Regions from separate parts of the Homo sapiens genome. Here region 1 is linked to region 2. A link is a contact called in ENCODE Hi-C or POLR2A ChIA-PET data. All regions are on one chromosome and are shown on one strand. Each heading gives the region's core, a stretch centred on a gene start or an enhancer-like site at or near the end of the contact. The rest is flanking DNA. Distances are from core to core; before and after follow the strand shown. Region 1 holds the start of TMT1A (thiol methyltransferase 1A). Region 2 overlaps ATF1 (activating transcription factor 1).

The links. Hi-C counts contacts between places; a loop is a spot of excess contacts on that map. ChIA-PET counts read pairs that join two places held with the same protein, here RNA polymerase II (POLR2A). Pooled maps may share reads with other maps.
Region 1: a pooled map shows a loop between it and region 2 (12-fold over the local background). The contact joins the promoter of TMT1A here to the enhancer-like site in region 2. A Hi-C loop is called at or near these places in 1 of 50 pooled maps. POLR2A ChIA-PET finds 5 or more read pairs at or near these places in 5 of 52 experiments (GM10248, HepG2, IMR-90 and 2 more).

Annotation. Positions count from the first base shown.
Region 1 is chr12:50,922,311-50,928,435 of GRCh38, forward strand. TMT1A (thiol methyltransferase 1A) reads left to right here and starts at 2,705. Exons shown (of 2, transcript NM_014033.4): 1 at 2,705-3,226. The coding sequence starts at 2,729. RefSeq lists enhancers at 1,819-2,028, 3,042-3,585.
Region 2 is chr12:50,783,934-50,789,636 of GRCh38, forward strand. The region is part of intron 2 of ATF1 (activating transcription factor 1); the gene reads left to right. Among named protein-coding and RNA genes, the nearest start is that of ATF1, 23 kb to the left of the region's middle. RefSeq lists an enhancer at 3,197-4,126. Within about 2 kb of position 2,983, at least 8 of the 41 ENCODE cell types and tissues checked have a DNase peak (open chromatin) inside an H3K27ac peak, as active enhancers do; they include IMR-90, where a contact is called at or near this core.

The DNA of each region.
Region 1 (6,125 bases), core at 1,455-3,954, 140 kb after region 2:
CACTGCAACCTCTACCTCCCAGCTTCAAGCAATTCTCATGCCTCAGCCAGGCTGGTCTCAAACTCCTGGCCTCAAGTGATCCGCCTGCTTGGCCTCCCAAAGTGCTGGGATTACAGGTGTGAGCCACGGCACCCAGCCTGATAATTCAATTTCATCTGTCTCAACTGGGCTTTGTGACCCAGGTATTGTCCTTTGCTAAGAGCCTCAGAATGCTGTTTTGTTTTCACAATTCTGAAAAACAGTTTCAGGAACAACATTCAGGCTATTTCCCTAAACAAAAACAAAAGATAAGTGCAAAAGAAAAAAAGAAAAGAGTGTGTCACCAGAAGGATAATGAGGTTGTCTGATTTGTAAAAGGAAATATCTATAGCTGGAGATAAATGGCAAAGTTGTCCAGCCAGGTAGGTTCCCAAAAGTATTTTAATTTTCTTAATGATTATGTCTGGGGTTACTTTGGTACTTTTCTTACAAGCAAACTTTGTGGCCATAGGCCTCTCCATTTTAAAAAGAATAATTAAATTCTCTACAAAATTACTTTCATTCTCCTTTGCTGAGGGCTTTAGAATCTTCCAGTCCTGTGGAGTTGCTCAGTTTCTTCCCTGGATCCTGTTTTCAAAAACAGACAGAAGGGCAACCCGCTCGGGTCCCCTTCCACACTGTGGAAGCTTTGTTCTTTCGCTCTTCACAATAAATCTTGCTGCTGCTCATTTAAAAAAAAAAAAAAGGAAAGGAAACAGGCCACAGACAGAAAACAGGCCACTGATTGCCTCAGGATTAGGAATGCAGAAGGGAGGATCACAATGGAGCAAGAGTAATCTTTTAGGGGTGATGGATATGTTCATTTATCTTGGCTGAAGTGATGGGTTCACAGGTATATAGATATGTCAAAACTTATCAAACTGTACACATTAAATATGTAAAGTTTATTATATGTCAATTCCACCTAAAAAAATCTGTTAAAAATGGAATAGATACAATATTTATAAAATACATGCAGGTTATAACAAATCATGAAACAACAGAACACTCCCTGTATCCATCACCCAGTTTTTTAAAGTAAATGTTTACTATTTTTAAAAAATTATTTTTTTCTGTGTTCCCTAGCCACCCTAAAGCTCAGGCCTTTTTCTTTTTCTTCTTTCTTTTTTTTTTTTTTTTTTTTAAAGAGATAGAGTCTCACTATGTTGCCCAGACAGGATTTGAATTCCTGGGCTCAAGGTATGCTTCTGTCTTAGCTCCTCAGTAGCTGAGACCATGGGCACCCACCACTGTGCCCAGATTCGGGCTTTCTTGTAAAAAGCGGATGGATGCTTGAAACTATTTTCTGAATCCCTTTGGCTCCCAAATGTGAATATTCTGGGAAATATTTTTATCCAAATTAGCTGAGTAATCGAGTAGTTAGGCACATTTTGAAGACTGAGGCTTGTCCTTTAAAAGAAGGGCAGCCCACAAACTGACTTCCTTGAGCCAAAAATTGTTTTAAAAGGGGAAGTACAGCCCAAAACAGTGATTTTAAAATATCAACAAAAAGAGTCAAATTCTGTAAAATATTTAAAGAGATTTATTCTGAGCCAAATATGAGTGACCATGTCCTGTGACACAGCCCTCGGGAAATCCTGAGAACATGTGCCCAAGGTGGTCAGGGTACAGCTTGGTTTTCTACATTTTAGGGAGACATGAGGCTTCAATCAAATACATTTAAGAAATACATTGGTTCAGTCCAGAAAGGCAGGACAACCCGACGCGAGGCAGGGAGCTTCCAGGTTATAGGTACGTTTTAAATTTTTCTGGTTGACAATTGGTTGAGTTTATCTAAAGACCTGGGATCAATAGAAAGGAAATGTCTGGGTTGCAATAAGAGTTGTGGAGACTGAAGTTTTATTATGCAGATGAAGCCTCCAAGTAGCAGGCTTCAGAGAGAATAGATTGTAAATGTACTTAAGGTCTGCGTTGATGTGAATGCCGGCTTGAGGTATAATGAGGCATATCTGACCCCCACTTCCCCTCATGGCCTGAAACAATCTCTCAAGTTAAATTTTAAAAGCGCCCTGGCCAAGGAGAAAGTCCATTCAGATGGTTAGAGGCCTTAGAACATTATTTTTGGTTTACAAAAACGTTGAGTTGTGAACACTGAGAGCCTCTGCCCAGAATGTAAAAGAGAGAATTCTTGCTGACTGTGGCCGGGCATGCATGTCCTTTCACTTCCTTTTTTTTTTTTTAAAAAAAAAAAAAAAAAAAAAAAAAACAGGGTTTGGGCGGGGGAAGTAAGGGGGATGTGTTATGATAAAGGGGCCTTGGCAGCACTCTTCTGGTGTGGTTTGACCAGGCTCCACCCACGAATTCTGTTTTCTTTTAGAGGTCACTGGAGAGCCCGGTGGGGTGTAAGTACACTGCGCTTATAAAACTCTAGCAGGAAGCTAGCAGCTGTCTCCAAACCCAGAGAAGGGGAAACAGGAATCGATTAGGAATAAAGGATTATAATCCACTTTCCTTCTGAGGAAAAGCTGGGAACCTTCTCATTTTGCCTTATGAAAACTAAGCTGAATCGACTGCTGCCAAACATCTATTAGGCAAAATTGGCCTCTTGCCCATGATTTGACTTTCCAGCACAGCCAGTTCTTTTTCTCCTCTGCAGCTGATTGGCTCTGGAGTGTGGCCAGAAGCCTCTCTCCTGCAATTAAAGGAGTCGGGTCTCTAACTGTTGATCTGTTTTTTTCCCTTCTGAGCAATGGAGCTTACCATCTTTATCCTGAGACTGGCCATTTACATCCTGACATTTCCCTTGTACCTGCTGAACTTTCTGGGCTTGTGGAGCTGGATATGCAAAAAATGGTTCCCCTACTTCTTGGTGAGGTTCACTGTGATATACAACGAACAGATGGCAAGCAAGAAGCGGGAGCTCTTCAGTAACCTGCAGGAGTTTGCGGGCCCCTCCGGGAAACTCTCCCTGCTGGAAGTGGGCTGTGGCACGGGGGCCAACTTCAAGTTCTACCCACCTGGGTGCAGGGTGACCTGTATTGACCCCAACCCCAACTTTGAGAAGTTTTTGATCAAGAGCATTGCAGAGAACCGACACCTGCAGTTTGAGCGCTTTGTGGTAGCTGCCGGGGAGAACATGCACCAGGTGGCTGATGGCTCTGTGGATGTGGTGGTCTGCACCCTGGTGCTGTGCTCTGTGAAGAACCAGGAGCGGATTCTCCGCGAGGTGTGCAGAGTGCTGAGACCGGTGAGTGAAAGGGTGTGAGGAGGACTAGTTAGTAGCAGCTATTATCATAGAGGGCAGGCCTGTCAATTTCAGGTGGCTGAAACATTTTAACATAAAAAGTAAACTACTAGAAAATACTGTAGAATTTTTTAAAATTTTAGCGTGGGAGAGAAGCTATAAAGAGAAAGATTGATAAATCTGAATATAAAAACTTAAAACTGCTATAAAGAAAAAACCTCCTGGCCGGGCACAGTGGTTCACGTCTGTAATCCCAGCATTTTGGGAGGCCAAGGCAGGCAGATCGCTTGAGGTCAGGAGTTCGAGACCAGACTGACCAATATGGTGAAACCCCATCTCTATTAAAAATACAAAAATTAGCCAGGCATGGTGGCAGGTGCCTGTAGGCAGGAGAATCGCTTGAACCTGGTGGGGCAGAGGTTAAAGTGAGCCAAGATTGCACCACAGCACTCCAGCCTAGGCAACAGAGTGAAACTCCATCTCAAAAAAAAAAAAAAAAAAAAAAAGAAAGAAAGAAAAAAAAGAATAAGAAAAAAAAACTCCCCAAAACAAAGTTAAACTACAAAACAAGCTTGGAAAAAATATTTGCCAGGGATGATAGACAAAGGGTTAACTTCCCTCATGTTAAAAGACATTACATGTCAATAAGATCAATATTTTTCAATAAGAAAAACAAAAGGGAAAATGGGCAAATAACAGGAACAGAAATGTAAACCAATTATAGGACAAAAGTGCTCAAACTTAAAGAGTTAATTAAAGGAGATACTAATTTTACCTATTATACTGTTAGGGACTTCTTTTAAGGTCAGTATAGGGTTGGGGTGGGTTTAGGGGACTGGACACCACCATACACATTAGAAGAGGTACCCTCTTTGGGTGGTATCTGATAATATCAAAATTTAAACCACACATACTCTTTTATCCACATGCAAAAACTTGTCCATACACAAGAATATTAAGTAGAATTTGTAATTGCACAAACTGGAAATAACTGAAATGTCTATCAATAGGATGCTATGTAAGTGAGTTGTCATATTGTATAAAGGAACACTGTGCAGCTGTCAGAAAGAACAAGAAGAGTTATCTGTGCTGATACTTAAAAATCCCCAAGGGATAATGTTTAATGAAAACAAAAAGCAATCAAGCCACAGAATGTTAGGTAGAGCGTAGGCCCACCACATGCCCATTGTGTGAGGCAGGGAGAGGAGATACATATATGTGTATAAGTTAATGGGAATGACAGACAAGTAACTATTAACAGTGGTTGCCTTTGGGGAATGGGATTGGATTCAGGGAAAGAATTACTTTTCATTTTAAACCTTTCCGTAAAGTCTGTAATTCTTTATACCTGTATGTAGTTTTCACATATTACCCTTATTATTTTTAGCTAGTTTAAAATCGTTTTATATTCTGAACAAAGTTGAAGATATGGATATCTTAACATTTGAATTTACTCTTCTGGGGGAAAGGCATGTTTTGTAATCCCCAGTTTTCATTTTTTGTTGAGACAGGGTTTCCCTCTGTCACCCAGGCTGGAGTGCAGTGGCATGATCACAGCTCACTGCAGCCTTGACCTGCTGGACTCAAGCAATCTTTCCGTCTCAGCCTCCCCACCCTCCCAGCAGCTGGGACTACAGGCATGCACCACCACACCCAGCTAGTTTTTGTATTTTTGTAGAGATGAGGTTTCGCCATGTTGCCCAGGCTGGTCTCAAACTCCTGGGCTCAAGTGGTCTGCCCACTTTGGCCTCTCAAAGTGTTGGGATTACAGGTGTGAGCCACCATGCCCAACCATCAGTTTTATTTTCTAATAGAGGAAGTTCCTCAGGAAGAAAAGAACTTGGAGATAGGGTTTAGGGAAAATCATACAATCCTGTCTTGGCTCAATATCAGAGTAGTAAATAAAAAAGGACTGATTCTTATACCCAAATGCTGGGTTCTTATATGCTAAGACTGGGCACCAACTGGCACATTAGTAGATGTTTTGCTTACAGTGTTACTAATCTCCCAACACCGCTGCAAGGCAGGTAATTATTATCTCAGTTTTCCAGTGCCAAAAATCAATTGAACTCTTAAAGTTATCACATTCGTGATAGTCTTCCTTAGCTCCTGCCAAGCACCCACTCTCTGCTGGATATAACAAGGGAACTTTATTACATTTTCATTTAACCCTGTCAACAGTCCTCTAAAGTACATATCTTCATGTTAGGACAAAGAAACAGACTCAGAGAGATTAAGGAATTTGCCCAAAGTTACACAGCTAGTAGACATGGCTCTCTTTAATGCAAATGCAAATATTCCTTTTTTTTGAAACAGAGTCTTGCTCTGTCGCCCAGGCTGGTGTACAGTGGCATGATCTTGGCTAACTGCAGCCTCCACCTCCCAGGTTCAGTGACTCTCCTTGCCTCAGCCTCCCGAGTAGCTGGGTTTACAGGCACATGCTACCACGCCTGGCTAACTTTTATATTTTTAGTAGGGATGGGGTTTCACCATGTTGGCCGGGCTGGTGTCCAACTTCTGGCCTCAAGTGATCCACCCACCTTGGCCTCCCAAAGTGGTGGGATTACAGGTGTGAGCCACCGCGCCCAGCCAAATGCAAATGCAAATATTCTTACCACTGTACCACAGTGCTTGTTATTGGGGTTTTCATCTTTCTGATTTCAACATTGCTATCACTCTTGCTGGCTCTTCTTCCTCTACCCATCTCCTACCACTGGGGTTCCTTTCTTGGTGACACAGGATTTTTGCTCCTTAGCTCAGCTAGGTCCAGGTTCTTGTCTCACATTCAGGAAGAAATAGGCACGTGAACATGGAAGAGTGAGTGGAGTAGAATTTATCAAGCGAAACAGAAAGCTCTCAGCAAAAAGAGGGGTCCTGAAAACAGGTTGCTGGTTGCCCCCTT
Region 2 (5,703 bases), core at 1,733-4,232:
GAGGATCACTTGAGCCCAGGAGTTTGACACCAGCCTGGGCAACATAGTGAGACTCTGTCTCTACTAAAAAATAAAAAAATTTAGCCAGGTGTGGTGGCGTTTGTCTGCAGTCCCAACTACTCAGGAGGCAGAAGGGAGAGGACCACCTGAGCCCCAGAGGTCAAGGCTGCAGTGAGCCGTGATTGCACCATTGCACTCCAGGCTGGGTCACAGCATGATCCTGTCTCAAAAAAAAAAAGAAAAAAATTATGTAAAGGAAACAGTATTTTATAATAATTCAGTATAAACTGGGGATATAGCAGTGAACAAAATTCTCAGCTTTCATGTATCTTATATTCTAATTTTGGAGAGACAGGCAACAAAACCTATCAGTTGGTAATATGTGCCATGGAGACAAATAAAGCAGGATAGGAGAGATAGGGAGTTGGTGGTGGGGACAGGGGACTTCTCTTTTTATACAAGGTAGACAGAGACATTTGTCTGAGGAAATACTTGTTCAATTATATGGACCAACAGTTGTAAAACTGTGAGACTAATATGTGCTTGATATGGTCAAGGAACACTGAGGTGGCCAGTGTGTTGGGAGAGGGATGGATAGAGGATGAGGCAGAGAGGGTTGGGGTGCGAAGAGGGGAGAGTGCCAGATAATGTAGGCCATATACCACTGTAAAATTTTTGTGTTTTGATCTGGGTGACGTGGGGAACCTTTAGAGTGTTTTGAGTAGAAACGTTATCTGGCGTATCTTAAAAGAATCACTCAGACTGCTTTGTGGAATAGAAACAGGAAACTAGTTAGAAGGCATTACAGTAATGTACATGGGAGATGACAATGGCTTGGACCAGTGTGGTAGCTGGGGTAGTGATGAGACAAAGTTAGATTCTGGATATATATTGGTTGTAAAGCCAATAGTATTTGCTTTTGGATTGGATGTGGAGTTTTATTTTTTATTTATTTATTTATTTATTATTTATTATTATTATACTTTAAGTTTTAGGGTACATGTGCACAATGTGCAGGTTAGTTACATATGTATACATGTTCCATGCTGGTGTGCTGCACCCATTAACTCATCATTTAGCATTAGGTATATCTCCTAATGCTATCCCTCCCCCCTCCCCGCTGGATGTGGAGTTTTAAATAAAGGAACGAGCCAAGATTGACGTCACAGTTTTGGTTTGAGCAACTGTTAAGAATGAAATTACTTGACCCGGGCGTGGTAGTGCATGCCTATAATCCCCTCTGCTTGGGAGGCTCAGGTGGGAGGACTCCTTGAGCCCAGGAGTTCCAGACCAGCCTGGGCAACATAGTGTAGACTCACCCCATCTCAAAAAAAAAATTATATATATACATACACACACACACACACACACACACACACACACACACACACACACACACACACACAGACGTATATATATAATTGCCATTTATTGAGATGGACAATGCTGGATGATGTTTTCCATTTCTTTTTGGGGGAATGTTGGCAATCAGGAATTTGGTTTTTAGGCATGTTATGTCTGTAATATTATCTGTGTTGGTTTTCTGTGCTGCAGAACAAATCACCACAAAGCTAATAGCTTAAAACAACACACATTTATTATCTCACAGTTTGTGTGGGGTCAGGCATATCTTAACTGGGTTCTTTGCTTTGCGGTCTCACACCAAACTGCAACTGAGGCATTGGCTAGGGCTGAGTTCTTAGCAGGAGGCTAGACTAGAGAAGAATCTACTTCCAAGGTCACTTAGTTTGTTGGCAGAATTCTTTTCACTGTGGCTGTAGGACTGAGTGCTTCAGTTTTTTGGTTGGTTCTTGGCTGGAGGCTGCCCATAGCTCCTAAAGGCCACCAGTAACTCCCTGCCACGTGATCCTCTCCGTATGCAGTTCACAGCATAGCAGCCTGCTTCAAGTCCAGCAGGAGAGTGAGAGCAAGTCTGCTAGCAAGACAGTCTTATACATAATATAATCAAAGGAATGACATCCCATTTCCTTGTGATAAAACATGACATCCCATCATCTTTGCTTAATAAGGTTGGTTAGAAGCAAGTCACAAGTCCCTCCCACTCTCAAGGGGAGAGGATTAGACAAAGTCCCAAACACCAGGAGCTGCAGATCATGGGGGCCACCCTAAAATCTGTTGGGCAGACCATCCAAGTAGATTTATCCAGTAGGCAGCTAGATATATGAGTCTGGGGTCCAGGAGAGAGGTCCAGACTAGAAATCTAAATTTAGGAGTTGTGGCTATATAGGTGGTATTTATAATTATGGGATGATTTCCAGACTCCCCCAAGATGCAGAAAGCTGGAAAGAATGTTACTCTTACCCTGAAACAAGAATAAGTTGTATGTTCTATAAAATAATAAACTCATAGAGGTGGGGTGTGGGCATGGCTCACCTGTGGCAGAGCACAGAAAATAAGCAGGGCTGCGTACTAGCAGGAAAATTAATGAATTGCTAAAGTCCAAGTGTAGGCAAGCGTGAGCGTATAGAATCCTTGGGAGCTGCAGACACAAAGACAGTTCATACCCTCTTGTAGGTTTTTCTCCAAGGACCTCCAGCAGTTGCTTAGGAGAAAAATGGGGCTGGGGACACAAGGGAGACCAGAGAATGCCTTGGTAGGTGGTACAGGCCCACTTGGACCTTTTTTTCCTTTGGAAAAAAAGGCTTTAAGCCGCTGGGAAAAAGGAAATAAACCCAGTTTTCCATTGTGTCTGGGAAAAGTAAAAAGAAAAAGAAAACCCACAAACCCTGAGGGAACGGCAGGAAACTGTTAAGGGCTTAGACTATTAGAGTTTTTCTGCCACTGGGAGAAAGCCCCAACCCCTGTAACCCAGGGACATAGGGCCTACCTGAGACTGAGACTGGGCCAGGACAACAAAGAACCTCCCTGTTGGTGCTGTCAAGTCAAGCAACAGCAATCTACCCCTGGGGGAGGGACAAGAGTATGGAAAGAGCCTCTTTGGGGCAGATGCAGAGATGAAGCCTAAGGCTGAGTGTGTGGCAAGAACAATGAGAAAAACCCTCTGACATACCAGCCCCACCCTAAGCAGAAAGTCATACTAGAGGAATTTGAAGCTGGTAGTACACTTAAGGTAATCCAAACAACAACAAAATCCAAACCCAGCTCAGTTCCTGAATAGATGACTCAACCCCTTCCCTACGCACACACACACCCTAGTGAAGAGGTGTACTCTCTTGTTTTCCCATTTCTGAAGATAAATACTATTTACTTTAGTCTCTAGTGTCTTACCCATGATGTCTGTCATTCAGGCAAAAATTATAAAACACATACCAAAAGCACACAAAGAAGCAACTCACTGTCAAAAACCAAAACAATAAACAGAACCAGACTCAGGATAACCCAGCTGTTGGAACTATCAGAGAGTGAATTTCAAATAAGAATGAATAATATGTTAAAGGCTCCAGTGGGAAAGGTAGAAAACATGCACAGACAGCTGGGGAATTTCAGCAGAGGGTTAGAAACTATATGAAAAAGTCAAATGGAAATGTTAGAAATAAAAATGGTGTGGTGGCTCACGCCTGTAATCCCAGCAATTTAGGAGGCCGAGGCAGACAGATTGCTTGAGCTCAAGAGTTCAAGACCAGCCTGGGCAACATGGCAAGCCTCCATTTCTACTAAAAATACAAAAGAAAAAAAAAAAGCCAGGCATGGTGGTGCACACCCTGTGGTCCCAGCTACTCAGGAGGCTGAAGTGGGAGGATTGCTTGAGCCCAGTGGGCAGAGGTTGCAGTGAGCCAACATCGCACCACTGCACTCCAGCCTAGGTGTCAGAGTGAGGCCTTGTCTAAAAAAAAAAAATGGTGACACAGGTGAAGTATATGTTTGGGTTTATTAGTAGACTTGACACAGCTAAGAAAAGAATCAGTGAACTTGAAGATAGGTCAGTAGAAATTACCCACAACGAAAACAGAGAACAAAGGAAAGGGCAGGGAGAAAAATAGAGCATCCAAGAACTGTGGAATAATATCTCTTTAACATAGGTGTAGTGTGATCAAAGTCATGTGACTAGATGGGATTACTGAGAGGTAAGTATTGTAGAGATGAGTCAATGGATCTGGGCTTCTTTAGCATTTGGAGTTTGGGGACATTGAAGAGGGATTGTCAGTGAGGTAGGAGGAAAATCAAGAGTAACTCAAATATTGGAAATCAGAATGAGTGATGGTCAGCTGTGTAAAATGTGGCTGATAGGTCAAATAAGATGAGGAATAAAAATTAACTATTTTATAGCCAATCTTTTTTTTTTTTTGACATAGGGTCTCACTCTGTCACCCAGACTGGTGTGCAGTAGTGTGAACATAGCTCACTGCAGCCTTGACCTCCTGTGCTCAAGCAATCCTCCTGCCTCAGCTCCCCAAGTAGCAGGGACCACAGGTGTGTGCCATCACATCCGGCTAAACTTTTTGTATTTTTTTGTAGAGATGGGGTTTTGCAGTGTTGCCCAGGCTGGTCTCAAACTCCTAAGCTCAAATAATCTGCCCACCTCAGCCTCCCAAAGTGCAGTGCTGGTATGCGTGAGCCACTGCACCTGGCCCTGTTTTTTTTTTTTTGGAAACCGAGTATTATTCTGTTGCTTAAGCTGGAGTGCAGTGGCATGATCATATTTCTTTGGCCTCAAATTCCTGCCCTCCAGTGATCCTCCTGCCTTTGCCTCCTGAGTAGCTAGAGCTGGTTCCTATTATTCACAGATTCTGTATTTGCAAATTTGCCTACTTGATAAAATTTATTTCTAACTCCAAAAACACTCACGGCACTTTTGCGGTCATTCATGGACATGTGCAAAGTGGCAAAAAATTTGAGTCACTCCTATATTCCTGGCTGAGGTCAAACAAGGTGATGCTGTGTCTTCTTGCATCAGCTCTCATAGTATAAACAATTGGCCTCTTTGCGGTCTAGTTAGTATAACTACATTTTTTGCATTTTTCTCCTTTTTGTTGGTGATTTTGCTATTTAAAATTGACTCCCAAGTGTAGTACAAAGTGCTATCTTGTGTTCTAAGTGCAAGAAGGCTGTGATGTGCCTTATGGAGGAAATACATGTGTTAGATAAGTTTCATTCAGGCATGCGTTACAGTGCTAGCGACTGATACGTAGTTCAGTGTTAATGTATATTAAATGAGGTTTTTTTTGTTGTTTTTTTTTTTCGGAGACAGAGTCTTGCTCTGTTGCCTAGGCTGGAGTGCAGTGGTGCAATCTCAACTCACTACAACTTCCACCTCCACTTCCTGGGTTCAAGCAGTTTGGGTAGCTGGGACTACAGGCGTGCGCCACCATGCCCCGCTAATTTTTGTAATTTTAGTAGAGACGGGGGTTTCGCCATGTTGGCCAGGCTGGTCTTGAACTTCTGACTTCAGGTGATCTGCCCACCTCGGCCTCCCAAAGTGATTACAGGTGTGAGCCACCATGCCTGGCCTGTTTACTATTTATTTTTATTTGTTCCTGCTCTATTTTAGATTTTGGACTGATAATTTAGAATCTAGAATCTTTATAATGTAAGTGAACCAGTGGACAGAGAAGTAGTATGAAGTTCTGGCAGAGTGCAGTGGCTCACACCTGTAATCCTAGCACTTTGGGAGGCGGGCGGATCACATGAGGCCTGGAGTTTGAGACCAGCCTGGCCAACATGGTGAAACCCCATGTGTACTAAAAATACAAAAATTAGCCGGAAGTAGTGGGCGCCTGTCAT